Linked DNA regions of Homo sapiens: region 2 is linked to region 1. Evidence: chromatin loops called from intact Hi-C (ENCODE). Cell type or tissue: breast epithelium. All regions are shown on one strand. Links, peaks and the distances in the headings refer to the core of each region. The heading gives the core; the rest is flanking DNA.

Region 1 (8,343 bases), core at 214-8,213:
AATTCGTGAGTGATCTTTTTAAAGATTAACACTTTCTGATAGATCTCTGGGATTTTTTAAAAAGAATTTTGGATGCACATAATTTTTATTTTTTATCAAATCTATCATATCTCTTTTTATGTGCATATATAATCAGAAAGTCCTTCTCCATACTAAGATTAATTAATTGCATTTACCTGTACAGCATTGCATTTAATTTTTTAATGTTAAAAATTTCATTTAACTCCACTTGTAATGTATTGTATTTTGTTGTACTAGATAAGAGATAAAGATCTTTGTTCTCCATTTTCCAAATAGTTAACATACTCAACATGGACTTTAATGTTATACCATATAAAAAATTAACTCAACAGGAATGAAAGGCATAAACATAGAGCTAAAACAAGGAAACTATCCGATAAAAACATAGGAGAAAAGCTTCATGACATCAGATTTGGCAATGATTTCTTGGATACAATACCAGAAGCATAGACAAGCAAAGAAAATAGAATAGATAAATTGAACTGCATCAAAATTTAAAACTTATTCATGCATCAAAGGATACAATCAACAGAGTCAAAAGACAACTCATGGAATGGGAGAAAATATTTGCAAATCATCTATCTGATGAGGGATTAATATCCAGAATATACAAAGAACTACAACTCAACAACAAAAAATAACAGCTAATCAAATTTAAAAATAGACAGATGACTTGAATAGACACTTCTCCAAGGAAGATATACGAATGGCTAATGACCACATGAGAAAATGTCCAACATCATCATTAGGGAAATGCAAATCAAATCACGAGGAGATACCACCGCACGCCCATTAGAATGGCTACTGTCATCACACACACACACACACACAAAAACCCAGAAGATAACAGGTGTTGGTGAGGATGTGGATAAATTGGAATCTTTGTGCATGGTTAGTGGGAGTGTAAAATTTTGCAGTGACAATGAAAAACAGCATGGCAGTTCCTCGCAAAATTTTAAATAGCATTACCAATTTCACTTCTGGGTGCATACCCAAAAGAATTGAGAGCAGGATCTAGCTGGGTGCAGTGGCTCATGCCTGTAATCCCAGTAGTTTGGTAGGCCGAGATGGGTGGATAACCTGAGGTCAAAAGTTCGAGACCAGCTTGGCCAACATGGTAAAACCCTGTCTCTACTAAAATTACAAAAAATTACCTGGACATGGTGGCACGCCTCTGTAATCCCAGCTACTTGGTAGTCTGAGGCAGGAGAATTGCTTGAACCCAGGAGGCAGAGGTTGCAGTGAGTAGAGATCGTGCCACTGCACTCCAGCCTGGGTGACAGAGCAAGACTCAAAAAAAAAAAAAAAAAAAAAAAAAGAATAAAAAAAAAAAAAAAAGAATTGAGAGCAGGATCGCAGGATCTGAAGAGATGTTTGTACACTGATGTTCACAGAAGCATTATTATTCATAGTAGCCAAAAGGTGGAAGCTACCCACGTGTCCACTGGCAAATGAATGAAGTGTGGTATATACACACAATGGGAAAGAAATTATGACACGCAAAGGTAATAAATTATGACACTTTCTACAACATGGATGAACCACAAAGGTGTTATGCTACACCAGGCCAAAAAAAAAAAAAAAAACACAAATACTGTACAATTCCACTTACATGAGGTACCTAGAATAGTGTAATTCATAGAGACAAAAAATAGAATGGTGTTTGCCAGGGGCGAGGATGAGGGGATGGGGGAGTCATTGTCTAATGGGTACAGAGTTTCCATTTTGCAAGATAAAGAGTTCTGGAGATTGATTACACAATGTGAGTGTACTACCCAGAATTGTATTCTTAAAAGTGATTAAGATGGTTAATTTTACAATTTAACAATTTTTTAAAAATTAAACAATTTTTTAAAAATTGGATATATGGAAGACAAATGAGGGTGAGTAGAATGAAAGGGCAGGAGAGATGTGCCTGATTCTTCTCACCCGTAGTATCTCAGCTCCTGCTCCTGCCGGGACACCAACCTTTCCCTGCATACAGTGCAATTGCAGTGCTTCGGGTTTTTTTGGTTTGGTTTGGTTTGGTTTGGTTTAATTTCATGGATACTTCAGTGGGAAAATGAGGCAGAATGAATCAGTCACTGTTAGCTAACCATAATTTTAAGAACCACCCTCCCTTTAAAAAATATACATATAACATTTTACAAAAATACACACATCCAAAATCATGTTGGATCACACAATGATACTGCTGCAGGAACAGGAAAGAATGCACATTTATTTGAAGGCTAACAATATGCCAGGGCGTTTTTGGTGCTATGCCTTTTCATCTGAGATCTTCTGATTCTAAACCTGGAGATCCATTTCAAAGTGCAAACACCCATATATAGAGCAAGAGTCCATGGACAGGACTGTGATTGAAGGCATTGTCCTAAGAATGCAGGCTTAGGTTAAACCCCTTTCTTCCAGGAGCTGTGTGTGTGTGTGTGTGCGCGCGCGTGTGTGTGTTGTAATTGCATCTGATTCACCTTACTGGCAAATAGGGGATCTTCTCTGTGGGGAGGGGAGCTTGCGGTTAAGTGAGTCAAAGCTGTTCCAGTTTTACCAGATATCAAGGCAGTACATAACATTGAACCTTAATTTTAGTCCTTACACCACCGTGTGTGTGTGCACGCGTGCACGTGTGCTGGGGTGAGGTAGGTGGAAGTGTGTAGAGATGTGCGGCCACTGAATGTTTGGGGAAACAAAGGACACTGCAGGGTAGGCGGGACCCACAAAACCAAATGACAAGCACTTTTCCCTTTGCTCTTTTGGAGCACTCCAGGGGTCCTCGAGTGTGGTCCACAGACCAGTGTTGGTCTGCAAAGTACTTACCACCCGGATGTAATGCAATAAGTACAGAAATCCAGAGTAAGCCTTTAGACACTTTTACAGCAATTTGACACAGATCTAATACCACACAATTCTAGGCCCATGTTTGAAACAAGCACGCCACACTGGTTGTGGTTTCACACCAAGCAGTGTTCAGGCATGTTGCCAACCAAATTGGAAGCATGAATGTTGGTTGAGAGGAGTCTTATTTCATTAATGGTTAATTCTGCTCCTGTGCTCCTATCCCCACTCCAATTAAGTATAAAATACACATTTCAAGATTTGATGCCAAACCATAAAGGCTAGAGACAAGCCCTGCCACCCAGCAGTAAATATGAAGGGAAAGATTTAATGTAAACGGCAGCGTATGGCAGTGCTGATGATTTCTCATAAACTACATGGACTAATTTAGAAAGAAAAAAAAAAGTCAGAGAAGCCTTCAAGGAAGTAATAACCCAGAGGTAAAAAATATTGATTAGGGAAAAATATTATCTTAATCAAAATATGTCTTTTAGCTGGAAGTTGTTTGGGCTTCAGAAAGAGAACAAAATATGTTTCTAAGATGCACATTTTTCCTGTGGTTTTTGTTGAATAATGAGCAACGCCATCACTGTTACTGAAGTCTTTGCTGTGTAAATCAAAAGGAAGGCTTTAATAATTCTATAGGAAACCTTATTTATTAGTGTGATCAACAGTAAGCAATATTAACTATTTTTAAAAATCTCAATATATACCCATGAATTTGGGTATATCTTAATGTTAGATCCTGATAAATTTTACAGGGCTTGCCATATACTATATTTTCTTCTAATGAGAGCTTGTTATGTCTGATCTCTTTTTATCTGTCTTTAGAAGCAAATAATTCAAAATAACTTGTTTCTGCTAGCATTTGTTTGGAGCTCAAACAACTTCTTTTTAAACTCCTTTCAAGTTTAAAGCTTGACCTTTTAAACATGAAAATCAAACAATATTTGAATAGGCTACATGTTGTTTTATTTTTAGGAATTTTCTCAATTGAAATCGAATCTGAATCAAAGTAGATAAGAGTTACTTTAAAATTCTAACACCTCCCCAGCTTTTCCTTGATCTTATAATGTATGACTGTTCTTAAAATTTTATATACCCCGAAGTGTCATTATTATTTTCGTTTGCCATTTTGACACCGAGAAGTTTATTCTTAGGAGAAACTGTCGGTGGGAATACAGGATTCCATTCTGCATCCTATACATGGAGCAGCCTAAACTAAATGCTAAGAGACGCTCCAGAGTAACGGGGGGAAAGCAAAATTAGAACATATTTTCTGACTATTCAGTCTGTGTCCAAGTACACAAAGTGAGAAGTTGATAAATTGCCCAATAAATTTAGTCATTATAGCCCAGAAAATTTAGGTGTAATTGATGATCAATGACCCAAATCATTCAGGGACCCAAGTCCCTAGGAACTTCAAATCCCCATTCCATGTATAAATACTGGCTCTCCCTAAGGCCTCCTTCCCTGACCTAGACATTTCCTCACGTTGCTTCTGAACACATTTGCAAAACCTTTGTGTGTGAGAACTATAGTCTTTACTTTTGCATTGAAAGTGCAAGGAAAACTGAAGATTATTTTGAATCCAATCGTTTTTCCCCTCATCAAAATATGCAGTGAGCGCCCCCTGTTGGCTGCCTAGCAGCAGGCAATACACAAACACTCAGCCTTGTTAGTACACAAAGAAGGAAGTAAACAAAAAGAGCCAATGGTAATTTGGACTCCCGTATCTAAGGGGGGTAGAGGTGGGGAAGGAAGGAGAGGAAATCAATATTTGCTTAATGGAAAAGGACAACATTGATAGGGAAGGAAGTTTTATTCCCAAGCTTTTAATGGGGTATTACAAGCACTGGGGAGGAGAAAATTCTCTTTCTTTTCTCTTTCTTTCTTTTTTTTTTTTTTAAGCTTAAAGCTGTATATTTTTTTTTCAGTGTTAGATGAGTAAGAGTTCCTGAAATTATAGTGGGCAGAAAAACCAAACAAATACATTTGCTTTTGCTAAGGGCACACTTGGCTTTTTAGGTTGTGCCTTTCCTCTATTCTACTTAAGTCAAGCACTAAGAAATCTACTGTAAATTCTGGACTTTCCACCATGTTTTCAGGTAGGTGATCTGGGCATTGAAGGGAGGAAAAATGGCTAGGAGAATAATACACAAACATGCACACACATATATTTTCATTCTGATATCCTAAGGATTGAGTCAATAAACATAGATTTCCTTTATATTTACCTGAAGTGTCTTAAATTCTAACCCCTTCTAGTTTACCTGTTAAAATCTAGCTTTACTAATCTACAGGGAAGCATAGATTTTATTTAAAAATCCTGTTTAAAAAGTATGATAGTGGGTTTAAAAGTATAAAGGATATTTTTTCAATCCTGACAATAGAGGAGTAAGATGAATTTCTCTCCAAGAAATCTCTTCTCTGATAGGGCATGGTGGCTCATGCCTGTAATCCCAGCACTTTGGGAGGCTGAGGTGGGTGGATCACTTAAGGCCAGGAGTTTGAGACCAGCCTGGCCATCATGGCGAAACCCCATGTCTGCTAAAACTACAAAAATTAGCCAGGTGAGGTGGCATGTGCCTGTAATTTCAGCTGCTTGGGAGGCTGAGGCACAAGAATCCCAGCTAATTGGGGGGCTGAGGCATGAGAATCACTTGAACCCAGGAGGTGGAGGTTGCAGTGAGCCGAGATCACACCACTGCACTCCAGCCAGAGCAATAAGAGCAAGACTCTGTCTCAAAAAAAAAAAAAAAAAAAAAAAAAAAAAACTTCTTTTAGAAAATTTAAATATTCATGCTTTTATTCTCAATTATATCTCTCCCCAGTTATAAATTTTAAGTATATGATTAGTATATGGCATGGCCAGCACACTAGACTAAGAATCAAAAGATTGGGGTTCTAATCCTGGCTCTGCTGCATTTCATCCCTATAACTGTGTGGCCTTGTAACTTCCCTGAATTTTAGTTTTCTCATCTGAGAAATGAAAGTCATTAACTTGATCATTAATCAAGATACATGGGGATGCTAATTATGTAGCAATGCACTGCCAGATGCTTAACTCTGGAGGCTGTGTTTGGAGAGGGACTCATAAAACTAACAATAAGCTAGATCCTAATTTCTGTAAATTTCAGTGACTTGACTCAGGAACAGAGAGGCGCTTGATTCTGGTGTCAAACAGATTGGGCCTCAATCTCATCTCTGCTCTTTTCCATCTGTGTAACCTTGGAAAACTAATTGTTTCTAAAACTGGGTTTCCTTATGTGGAAACATTGAGTTGTTTCTCCCAAGTCATGTGAATGAAAAATGGCAGAAACAAGACAGGACTACAACCGTGCCCTTAAGGACCACTCCTCTAGAAGGGAAATGAACACAAATAAAAAGTTACAGCACTGAGCAACTTGGTTCCTGAATTATTTTTATTGTACTTCTTGAAGGGACCTCAATGACATGCCAAAGAATTTAGATTTTATCTTGTGGATGAAGGGGAGTTAGTAGAATATTTTAAGTAGGAATGGGGTAGGATCATGACTAACTCAACAAGATGTTAAGAGAATTTGAGAAGCAACCATATGTGAATGTGATACATTTGTAGAAATTTTTATGGCTATATTTATCATCGGTGATCATGCAGGGAAAAGACCCAAACACTGTATCTCTCACTCTGATGTTGGGCATTTGTGTTCTAATATAATGTCCTATGGGAATAAGGTAAGACTACTCCTCTATAGGAAATTAGAACTTGGAAACTGAGCCTTGATTAATGGTTGCAGGTCAGCCTTTCCTGTTTTCACTCATCTCTTCCTTTAACCCGGATTCCAAGAAAGCTTGACAACTGTCTACACTGATGTGTAAAAATGGCCTCTGCCAAGGGAGGCAGCCAGGGCTGGACAGCCAGTCCTTCCCATTTAAATATTCTCTCTTCAGTGCCAACCTTGGAACATATTAAGGTGATAAAGTTGCTGCCAGATATGTGAAGAGAATAAGGTTAATTTTGTTGTCTTAAAGGAGAGGAGCCATCCGGTGTTGCTATAAAGCAAATATAAATCAATAAGGCACTCAAATAAGCTCAATATCTAGTCCTTGACAATCAACAGGAATATGTTCCACTTAATATGGCATCTCACCAGTTAATTTATTGCCAAAATGTGACAGGGTTATGTGAAACTTTGGTTATAAATTCTAGTGCATGTAGTTCCTGCTATCTAAATTTTCTGCTTTAGAGTTCATTCTGGGGCTGGGGGCGTGGAAGGATAGAGCATGCTTATTATGAAAGGTCAGCATGCGGTGATTACAGCTTTTCTAAATCTGGGTCATGGGTTTATAAAAGGCTTATGATCCATCAAAAGACCTCTCTGAGTCCACAGAATGAAAAGAATGTAGAAAAACTATTGTTCAGGGAAATGCTTTGCTTGTTATTAAGATGTGGTCATTTCAATTATTAACTTATTTTGTAATGCAGTCACCCAACTAGAATTCTCTACTTCAAAGTGTATGTCTTTGGAATGTTACATAATCTTTTCAAAATAGTATGTCTTCCTTTCTGAAAAATTCATTTCTCCAATGAATTAGGAAGCTGAGTCACTTCCTTAATCAGGACAGGCCCCTCCCCCAGGAGTGCTGTTCGGCTCCATTTTAACTACCCTGGCAGGTGGCGGCCTGGTTTTTAGTTCCTTGAAATCTACAAATATACCCTTCACTTTGGAAGAGGCTCTTAGCTCAAAATGCATTTCTTTAGAAAGATTCACTGAGAAGAAGTAGGGGAAAAAAAAAAAAAACACCACAAAGCCATGTACTTAAACAGTCTCTTTCAAGCACCACTTAGTGGCGTGGAGCTGAACTGAAGAGATTAGGATTTGACGTCTGACGTAGTCACTCTGTAGCTCCATAATCAAGGGCTGTCCAAGGGTGAGTATGGGGCCTCGGGTCTCTGGGTTAGTGCCAATTATTGAAGGAGTTTGGGGAGAAAGGGAGGGAATAGGAAGGGCAGCCTATTTCTATGAAAAGGAGAGGATTGATACCAGCACTGGAGTGGAAACTGTAATGAAGGAAGTGGCTATCTGGTTGGCAAGGCCATGATTGAAGGGGTCAGATCCCGTGAAGAGCACCTGCAGCAGATGGGACCCGCGCCACACTTCTGTTGGATTTTGTCAATGGGGACAGGGGGAGGTTTAAGGGAGTGCTCTTTCAGAGGCTCTTACGTGCATCATTCACTCTAGGGGTTTGTTTTGTTTTGTTTTTGAAACAGGGTCTTGCTCTGTTACTCAGGCTGGAGTGCAGTGGCACCATCACAGCTCACTGCAGCCTTGAATTCCTGGGCTCAAGTAATCCTCCCACCTCAGTCTTCCCAGTAGCTAGGACTACAGGTGTGAGCCACTGCACCTGGTTTTTATCTGTAATTAATGCCAAATTTTACCCTTCAGAAAACAGTATAGGAAAACTCCTCCACTGAACTCTGCAGGTTGAATGTTTATGGCTAAA
Region 2 (8,343 bases), core at 100-8,099, 540 kb before region 1:
CTTTAATCCATCTTGAGTTAATTTTTGTATAAGGTGTAAGGAAGGGATCCAGTTTCAGCTTTCTGCATATGGCTAGCCAGTTTTCCCAACACCATTTATTAAATAGGGAATCCTTTCCCCATTGTTTTTGTCAGATTTGTCAAAGATCAGATGGTTGTAGATGTGTGGTGTTATTTCTGAGGCCTCTGTTCTGTTCCATTGGTCTATATATCTGTTTTGGTACCAGTACCATGCTGTTTTAGTTACTGTAGCCTTGTAGTATAGTTTGAAGTCAGGTGGCGTGATGCCTCCAGCTTTGTTCTTTTTGCTTAGGATTGTCTTGGCTATGTGGGTTCTTTTTTGGTTCCATATGAAATTTAAAGGAGTATTTTTCCAATTCTGTGAAGAAAGTCAATGGTAGCTTGATGGGGATAACATTGAATCTATAAATTACTTTGGGCAGTATGGCCATTTTCACGATATTGATTCTTTCTATCCATGAGCATGGAATGTTTTTCCATTTGTTTGTGTCCTCTCTTATTTCCTTGAGCAAAGGTTTGTAGTTCTCCTTGAAGAGGTCCTTCACATCTCTTGTAAGTTGTATTCCTAGGTATTTTATTTTCTTTGTAGCAATTGTGAATGGGAGTTCACTCATGATTTGGCTGTTTGTCTGTTATTGGTGTATAGGAATGCTTGTGATTTTTGCACATTGATTTTGTAACCTGAGACTTTGCTGAAGTTGCTTATCAGCTTAAGGAGATTTTGGGCTGAAACGATGGGGTTTTCTAAATATACAATCATGTCATCTGCAAACAGAGACAATTTGACTTCCTTTTTTCCTAATTTAATACCCTTTATTTCTTTTTTTAAATTTTTTTTCTTTTTTGAGATGGAGTTTCGTTCTTGTTACCCAGGCTGGAGTGCAATGGTGCGATCTTGGCTCACTGCAACTTCTGCCTCCTGGGTTCAAGCAATTCTCCCACCTCAGCCTCCTGAGTAGCTGGGATTACAGGCATGCGCCACCATTCCTGGCTAATTTTGTATTTTTAGTAGAGATGGGGTTTCTCCATGTCGGTCAGGCTGGTCTCGAACTCCCGACCTCAGGTAATCTGCCTGCCTCAGTCTCCCAAAGTGCTGGGATTACAGGCGTGAGCTACCACACCCAGCCTCCTTTATTTCTTTCTCTTGCCTGATTGCCCTGGCCAGAACTTCCAATACTATGTTGAATAGGAGTGGTGAGAGAGGGCATCCTTGTCTTGTGCTGGTTTTTAAAGGGAATGCTTTCAGTTTTTGCCCATTCAGTATGATATTGGCTGTGGGTTTGTTATAAATAGCTCTTATTATTTTGAGATATGTCCCATCAATACTTAGTTTATTGAGAGTTTTTAGCATGAAGAGCTGTTGAATTTTGTCAAAGGCCTTTTCTGCATCTATTGAGATAATCATATGGTTTTTGTCATTGGTTCTGTTTACGTGATGGATTACATTTATTGATTTGCGTATGTTGAACCAGCCTTGCATCCCAGGGATGAAGCCGACTTCATGGTGGATAAGCTTTTTGATGTGCTGCTGGATTCGGTTTGCCAATATTTTATTGAGGATTTTTGCATCAATGAATAATTAAATTTTAATTTTTTATTTATTGATATTTAATGGAAGTCAAGTCTGTTCCTATTGTCCTTAACAACACCTCATCCAAAGTGTACCAAAATAGACATTTCATCTCACATTGAGACAGCCAGGTGGAAAGGGCTCCCTGGCAGAGCCTCTGACCAACCTGCGCACTGGGAGGAATGCACACTGGCATAGAGCCACAGAAGTTCATGCCATTTGCAGCGGGGAGGAGCTGGGCCCCTCCTCTTCCTGGGTGGTACCTGGAATTCAATCTGTGAGGCAGGAAGCCTACACTAGCAGGAACTCTGGCCTTGCAGAGAGTCCCTGTTCCCCCTTTTTTCCTTTTTGCCTAATAAATCCCATTATTCTCACCCTTCAAATCATCTGTGAGCCTAAATTTTCATGGCCATGGGACAAGGACCCAGTCTTCAGCTGAAGTAAAGTCTTGCAACAACATGGAGAGCCTCCAAATCACAGACAAGGGATCAAAATTTCCTTCTCACTCTCTTTGGTTTAGAGAGAAAGGCTGAACCATTTTGGTATCATTTATGATAGTTTTTCTGAGAAAAATTGTCATCATTTGGATTCTGGACATTCATCATCTCTCAAGCTGGCCAGGTGCCTCCTTTCTCTTAGAGGTCTGGGCAAGGAGGGACTGGCCATGAGCATCTGCAGCTGAAGGAAGCACGGTGGCAGCTCCAGGGTTTCCACTTATAATTTGGGTTCTCATGCTTTGTTCCACTGGGATTAGACTAGAAGGGTAAAAAGCCACTGTGGCAGGTGCTGGGAGAAACACAGTGATGCTGGGAAGAAAGAGGGAGAAGTGTCACAAGAGGAGTGCCTGGGCAATGCCACGGGCACTTAGATCCAGGAGAAACTGCTCTTAGGCCTTGCAGCCCAGACAGACCTGGTCTTGTATCTTCATTCACCCTCTTGCTAGCTGTGAGACTTTGGGCTAGGAACTTACACTCACTCTGCTTCAGTTGCCTTTTCTGCAAAAGAAAGAAGCTAGTATCTTCTGGAGTTGTTTTATAGATTAAATGTGGGCAATACCCTTTACACAGTGCCTGGCCTGTTGCAATTGTGCAGTCAACAAATGGTAACTATTATTGTTGTAGTTGCAACCAGCATAGGGTTGCCAGGTAAAAAACAAGATTCCCAATTATATTTGAATTTCAGATGAACAATGAAACATTTTTATTATAAATATGCCTGAAATATTGCATGAAATATTCATCTGAAATTCAAATTCAGCTGGGTGTCCAGTGTTTTTATTTGCTAAATCTGGCAACCCTACACCAGTATGTTCCAAAACTGCATTCATTCATTCATTCATTCATTCAGGCAACAAATGTTTATTGGGCCAGGCACTGTTTTGGGGCTTATGAAAAATAAATCAAACAAGGATTGCTGACTTTGAGGGGGTTATATTCTAATTAGGAAGAGGCAGATAATAAACAACAAATATATTAAATAGTTAAACTACGTAGCGTATAAGATGATTACAAGTGCTATAAAAATGTTGAGTAGGTTATAGGTTTAGGAAGTGCTAGGAGGTGGTGGTGCAGATAGCAATATTAATTAAGGTGGCCCTCGTAAGCCACTTAAAAGATGAGGTTTGAGCAAAAACTTCAAGAAGGCCAGGGAGTAGGAACTTTCTGGGCAAAGGATACAGTTCAAGAAAAGCTGATGACCCAGGAAGGGCACCAGGAAAAGCCAGGAGGTGAATCCACTAGCATCCCATGAGGGGCACAACCAGATGAGCAGCCTTTTCCCAAGAGCCACTGCCCTTGCTGTTACTTTCAAGCTGCCAACTTCTGCCAGGCAGCTGACTTTCTGGAGCTCTTCTCTGGCCAGGAGGAAGTCTCCTTCCCCATTTTGGAACCAGCCCCTGGAGAAGGGCCGTGACAAGGGAGAGGTGCTAGGATGTCATATTTAAATTTTATGCATATCTGAGTGACTCCTTAAAAAATTTTGTCCCTTGTGGGCCTTGCTTGCATCACCCAGGCCTGGCTCTGCTTCTAAGGGTGCTGAACTATTTAATCTGGAATGCCCCAGCTCTCTCCTTCCTCTTCCCTTCTCAGCACTCACAGGATCTCCCAGTCATGGCTGCCCAGGGCTCTCTCTGCTGATCCCCCGACTCAGAGCCATCTTCCCTCAAAAGCCCCTCTCCCTCTAATCTGTGTCCCTGAGGGGAACTCTAATCTCAACCTTCTGCAAGTGTTTGAACCTCAATTGAGGGCCGGGTTTGAGGTCTTTCCCACAGGGTTCCTGGGCCCCGGATAAATCTAGGGATGTGTTTGAGCATCTGTTCCAGGATCTTCAAACACTTCAGGGAGGCAAGAAAGAGGTTTTTAGAACATTTTGAGACGGTGCCGGAGGTCAGCTTCCCCACAGATGAGGATTTGGGTGTAAGCGATTTATTAAGGAAGGACTTTGGGAAAACCTGGGAAGGGAGTGGAGATGCAAGGTAAGTGAGGGAGCAATTCCAGGTCATTTTCCAGGGTGGGCGGCTGCAGCCTGGTCCCTCCATCTGGAATATGCATGAGCCTTGGAAGTAAGTACCCAGGCCAGGAGCTGTGGGGGCCGGGGAAGTCATCCTCCCAGCTCTGGGGGGTAGGGATTTGGGGACATAAACTTCCAGGCACCTGGGGCTCTGTGCTCTTGCAGACCAAAGTGACTTGGTAGCTGGAGGAAGTCCTCCAGAAGGTGCAAAATGTGTGGGGGCCAAACCTTTTTGAAGCAGGTGGCAGGGTACACAGAAGTGGGGTGAAAGAATCCTAGGGGTTCTGGGTGGAGCCCAGACAGCATCACTATGGACGGCTAGGAGGTGGGCCCATGCCCAGAGTCCATGGAAGACTTATGGGGACTGTGTGGCCCCAAACCAGCTTAGCCCAATAGAGCAGGGGTCTATAAACTATAGTCTCTGGGCCAAATTCAGCCAACTGTCAGTTTTTGTTATTAAAGTTTTATTGGAACACAGCTACTACCATTTTTTACACGCTGCCTATGGCTGTTTTTGTGCTACAACAGCAGAGTATGGTCCTCAAAGTCTGAAATACTTACTATTTGCCAGTCCCTGTGATAGATCTTCATCCTGACCTCAACTCTAAACAGTGTTTCACTGTTATGCTTTCAGGTCTTAGGCCTTTCATCTGGATCTTGGAGGCTGATCAGAGTTTGGAGGTCAGGAAAAGGAGGAGCAACAGGCCAAGAGAACACAAAATGTAAGTAGAGTTTCCTGGCTGAGGAAGTTGAGGGGGTGCACCCACAAAATATTGAATGGTCTTGTCTGGCTAACTTGACGATGCTTCTCACCCTTCCAGTTTTGAGGAAAATAAGGGCAAAGTAAGTTTAAAGGAGAGAATCAGAAAATAAAGGACTTGGAGGAGGAGAATAAGGGATGGGGCCGTTGCTTTGCCAAGGGACGGGCAGGTGGCACTGATGTGTCCCCAAGTATTTTGCTCTCTTCAGGAAGTTTAAATGGACCCCTTCAGAGTTGAATGCTTCCTCTGAAGAGAAAAAATGGAGAAACAGGCTCTTATACTCTTGGGAGACTGCAGATATATTAATTTTTCTGATTTTTGTTCCTCCTGGGGAGTCTGATGGTTCTAGAAGCAGAAATAAAGAATACACATGCAAGTGCTTGAGCACACATTATGTTTTTCAAGGACTGGTTGCATTGTGACCTCCCAGGAACAGAACCAAGAGCCTGTGTGGACTCTTCCCCTCTATTCAAAGCGGCAAAAAACCCAAAAGTAAGTATTTGAACACTCAGGACACAGTAGGAGTGTGTTAAAAAGTAAGAGTGAAGCTTGTGCTGTTGGAAAGAAGCAATACAAATGTTCAATGTGTGTGTATGTCAGGGTGTGTTTTATCAAATTGGATGGCAGAGAATGATTTTGATGGGTTTAAGTCATTTCCCCAAGCCTTTGTATCACAGACTGGCTCCCCAAAAGGACATGTGTACAATGCTCACTGTGTGCATGGTATTGGCTATTGAAGGCCTTGATACGGTTTGGACTTATATGAAGATAAAACCATTCTTTGAATGTAAAGTGGAGAGGCTTACTTTAAGTAAGAGATCATCATGCCAGCCAGTATGAGCCTGCCAGTACCTAGGGGTGCATGTTTCCATGACTGAAATCCACTTTTCTTCACTCATACCTCTTGATTGGTTAGCAAAGCCTGTGTGGAAATGATCTCGGGCCTTGTGTCTCCCCCACAGACAACCAGGGGCTATTGTGTTTTCTTCCAGGATTAGCTGCATGGTGGGTCAAGTTAAGATTCTGGGTAAATAATGACTGAGTTTTGGCAACCCAAACAGCTGTGGCATTTCACAGAAATGGGATTTCAAGATATGTGAGTTCTATTTTTGGTTTTCTAATTTACCCTCTGTCTCTGAAGTTCAAGACAAACAATTAAAGCAGCCCATGAATGTTAAAAGAGCAATATAAAGAAAAACAGCTGAATTATAATAATTTATAATGAAAATATCTTGTTTCTTTGTATATTCTGATTTTTCTATAATAAAAATAGATTACTTATACAATAAAAGATTTCAACAATAACAAAAACTGGAAGGTAAAAGAAGCAAAACTGTTTCCCAAATGATCTCTTTTCCTTCATCTGTAGTCACAGATGTGGCCCAAGTGGTGACCAGATCCATGGATCAAAAATCCATTGTCTGAGGTCCAGTGATCCACTTCAATGATGCATTAGTTCAGGAGTTTAGTCAGTCTAAATGTAGGTAAGTCTTAGTGAATCTTCCTTTATGAGAACATTTATTAGTAGCATAAGTATATCTAAGCAGGCCTCAAATCTCAGAAAATAGTGCAGGATTTGAAAATGAGGACAGTAATACCTACATATGGTAGGTATCCAGGAAATGCCAGCCTCTTTTCTGCTTCTTTTATCTAGCATATTAATAAGAGCATCTGCAAAGGAGTTCAATATTATAGTTCACCATGAGTGTTATTATTGCATATGAGTTTCTTGCTCTTTGACTGAAGTTCGTTGTTTGGAACTACTTCAGTTCTGGATCTTTTTTGTTATATTGGCTCTCCTACCATTGCATATGTGCAAATAGTCAAACACCCTGGAAACGTCCCCTCTTTTAGAGGTGATGCCCCAGTGACCTCAGTAACAAAGCCCATTAACCCATACAGATCCTTTTACACAGATCCCAGACTTCAGTGATATAGAAAAGGCAATGGGAAGAGTGTGATTTCTTCCCGAATGACCATCTCAGGTCTGGCAAATGGTCAGGAGCACAACTAAACCTCTTTTTTTTTTTTTTTTTTTTTGAGACAGAGTCTTGCTCTGTCGCCCAGGCTGGAGTTCAGTGGCGCGATCTTGGCTCACTGCAACCTCTACCTCCTGGGGTTCAAGCGATTCCCCTGCCTCAGCCTCCCAAGTAGCTGGGATTACGGGAGCCTGCCACCACACCTGGCTAATTTTTGTATTTTTAGTAGAGACGGGGTTTCACTGTTTTGGCCAGGCTGGTCTCGAACTCCTGACCTCAGGTGATCCACCTGCCTTGGCCTCCCAAAGTGCTGAGATTACAGGCATGAGCTACCATTCCCAGCCAACTAAAACTCTTAAAAGTGACGTAAGAGTATCAAAGAAAGTTCTGGAATGGACCTTCCAGCCCAGGTCCCAGGCCAGCTTCCTATTTCCACATGCATCGCATGGTCTTTACTTGCTAGTGGGATTAGTGACTAGGGCCCACTGATTTTCTCTTTCACTTTCAACTGGTTTTAACTCATTTACCTTTGGAATCATTGGAATTGTTTTCTTATGTGGAGACCCTAAATCTCAGTGATAATAAAAGAATACAATGTATATAGACATTTCTAATTTCCCTTTATGTGTCCTTTACTATTTCTGCCAAGCAGTAAGCATTCAGACTAAGTTCACCCAAATCACAGTGGACTTGCTAATTAGATAACTGGTAATTATCCACAGCAGTAAGCCTTTCCTGAACTGCTACCATATATCAGATACTGTAGTTTTCACTGACACTTCAAAGACATGGCTGTATCAGAGTTTACTGTGTTTCAATGTATCCTCACCTTGGTGAATATTCTAGTTCCTAGTGTATTGAAGAACCAGCTCTATCTATGAACTCTGGGATCTTGGTGAAGACTATTAACTTTTATGATTCTTAGTTCTCATGTATAAAACAGGAATCACCACACTTCTTTGGGTTTATGTTAGGAGCGAATAAAATAATGTATACGAGAGAGCTTTGAAAAGGATACAAATATGACTGTTACTCTTATTAGACAAGGAAGATCTGTCACATGCAAATGACAACTAGTTAAAAGAACTTATTGCCAACTACACTTACCCGTAAGCCAAGTCCACAGGCCACTCAGAGATCAATGGCAGTCATTTTTTAATATTTCAGAGGTGGCTAATAAACATGCAAACTTGATAAATGTTCTGATGAAGGAAGCACAATGCCCGGCACATAACTATTTGTGGAATTGAACATAATTGAGGCTTAAAGAATGAATAGAAATTAGATAGGTCAACAATACTGTGGATGGACATTCCAAGCAGAGGGTATTGCATCAAAAGTACTTTGGGCATTGGAGAAATTTTAGGAAGTTTGGTGTGGCAAGGACATAACTCTATGAACTGGGAATTGATGAGAGATCAGGCTAAAGAAGTAGGCAAGGACCAGGTTGCAAAAGGTATTGTGTTCTGTGCTGGAGTCTGTTTCTCTTTCTGAAGGTAACGTAG

The links. Hi-C counts contacts between places; a loop is a spot of excess contacts. Peaks named below come from ENCODE experiments on the same cell type or tissue, not always from the same donor. Only the 100,000 strongest peaks of a DNase experiment are listed, where the experiment ranks them.
Region 2: it touches region 1 in a loop (6-fold over the local background); 75 of 110 quality-filtered maps call a loop at or near these places.

What each region holds. Positions count from the first base shown.
Region 1 is chr7:38,928,899-38,937,241 of GRCh38, reverse strand. No RefSeq gene overlaps it. Among named protein-coding and RNA genes, the nearest start is that of VPS41, 24 kb to the right of the region's middle. In breast epithelium, for the core only: a CTCF peak has its summit at 4,512 (motif pointing left); a DNase peak (open chromatin) is centred at 4,495.
Region 2 is chr7:39,470,845-39,479,187 of GRCh38, reverse strand. It overlaps LOC105375238 (a long non-coding RNA gene), which reads left to right and starts at 4,737. Exons shown (of 3, transcript XR_927186.2): 1 at 4,737-4,820; 2 at 5,265-5,351. In breast epithelium, for the core only: no CTCF peak of the experiment used is centred there; no DNase peak of the experiment used is centred there.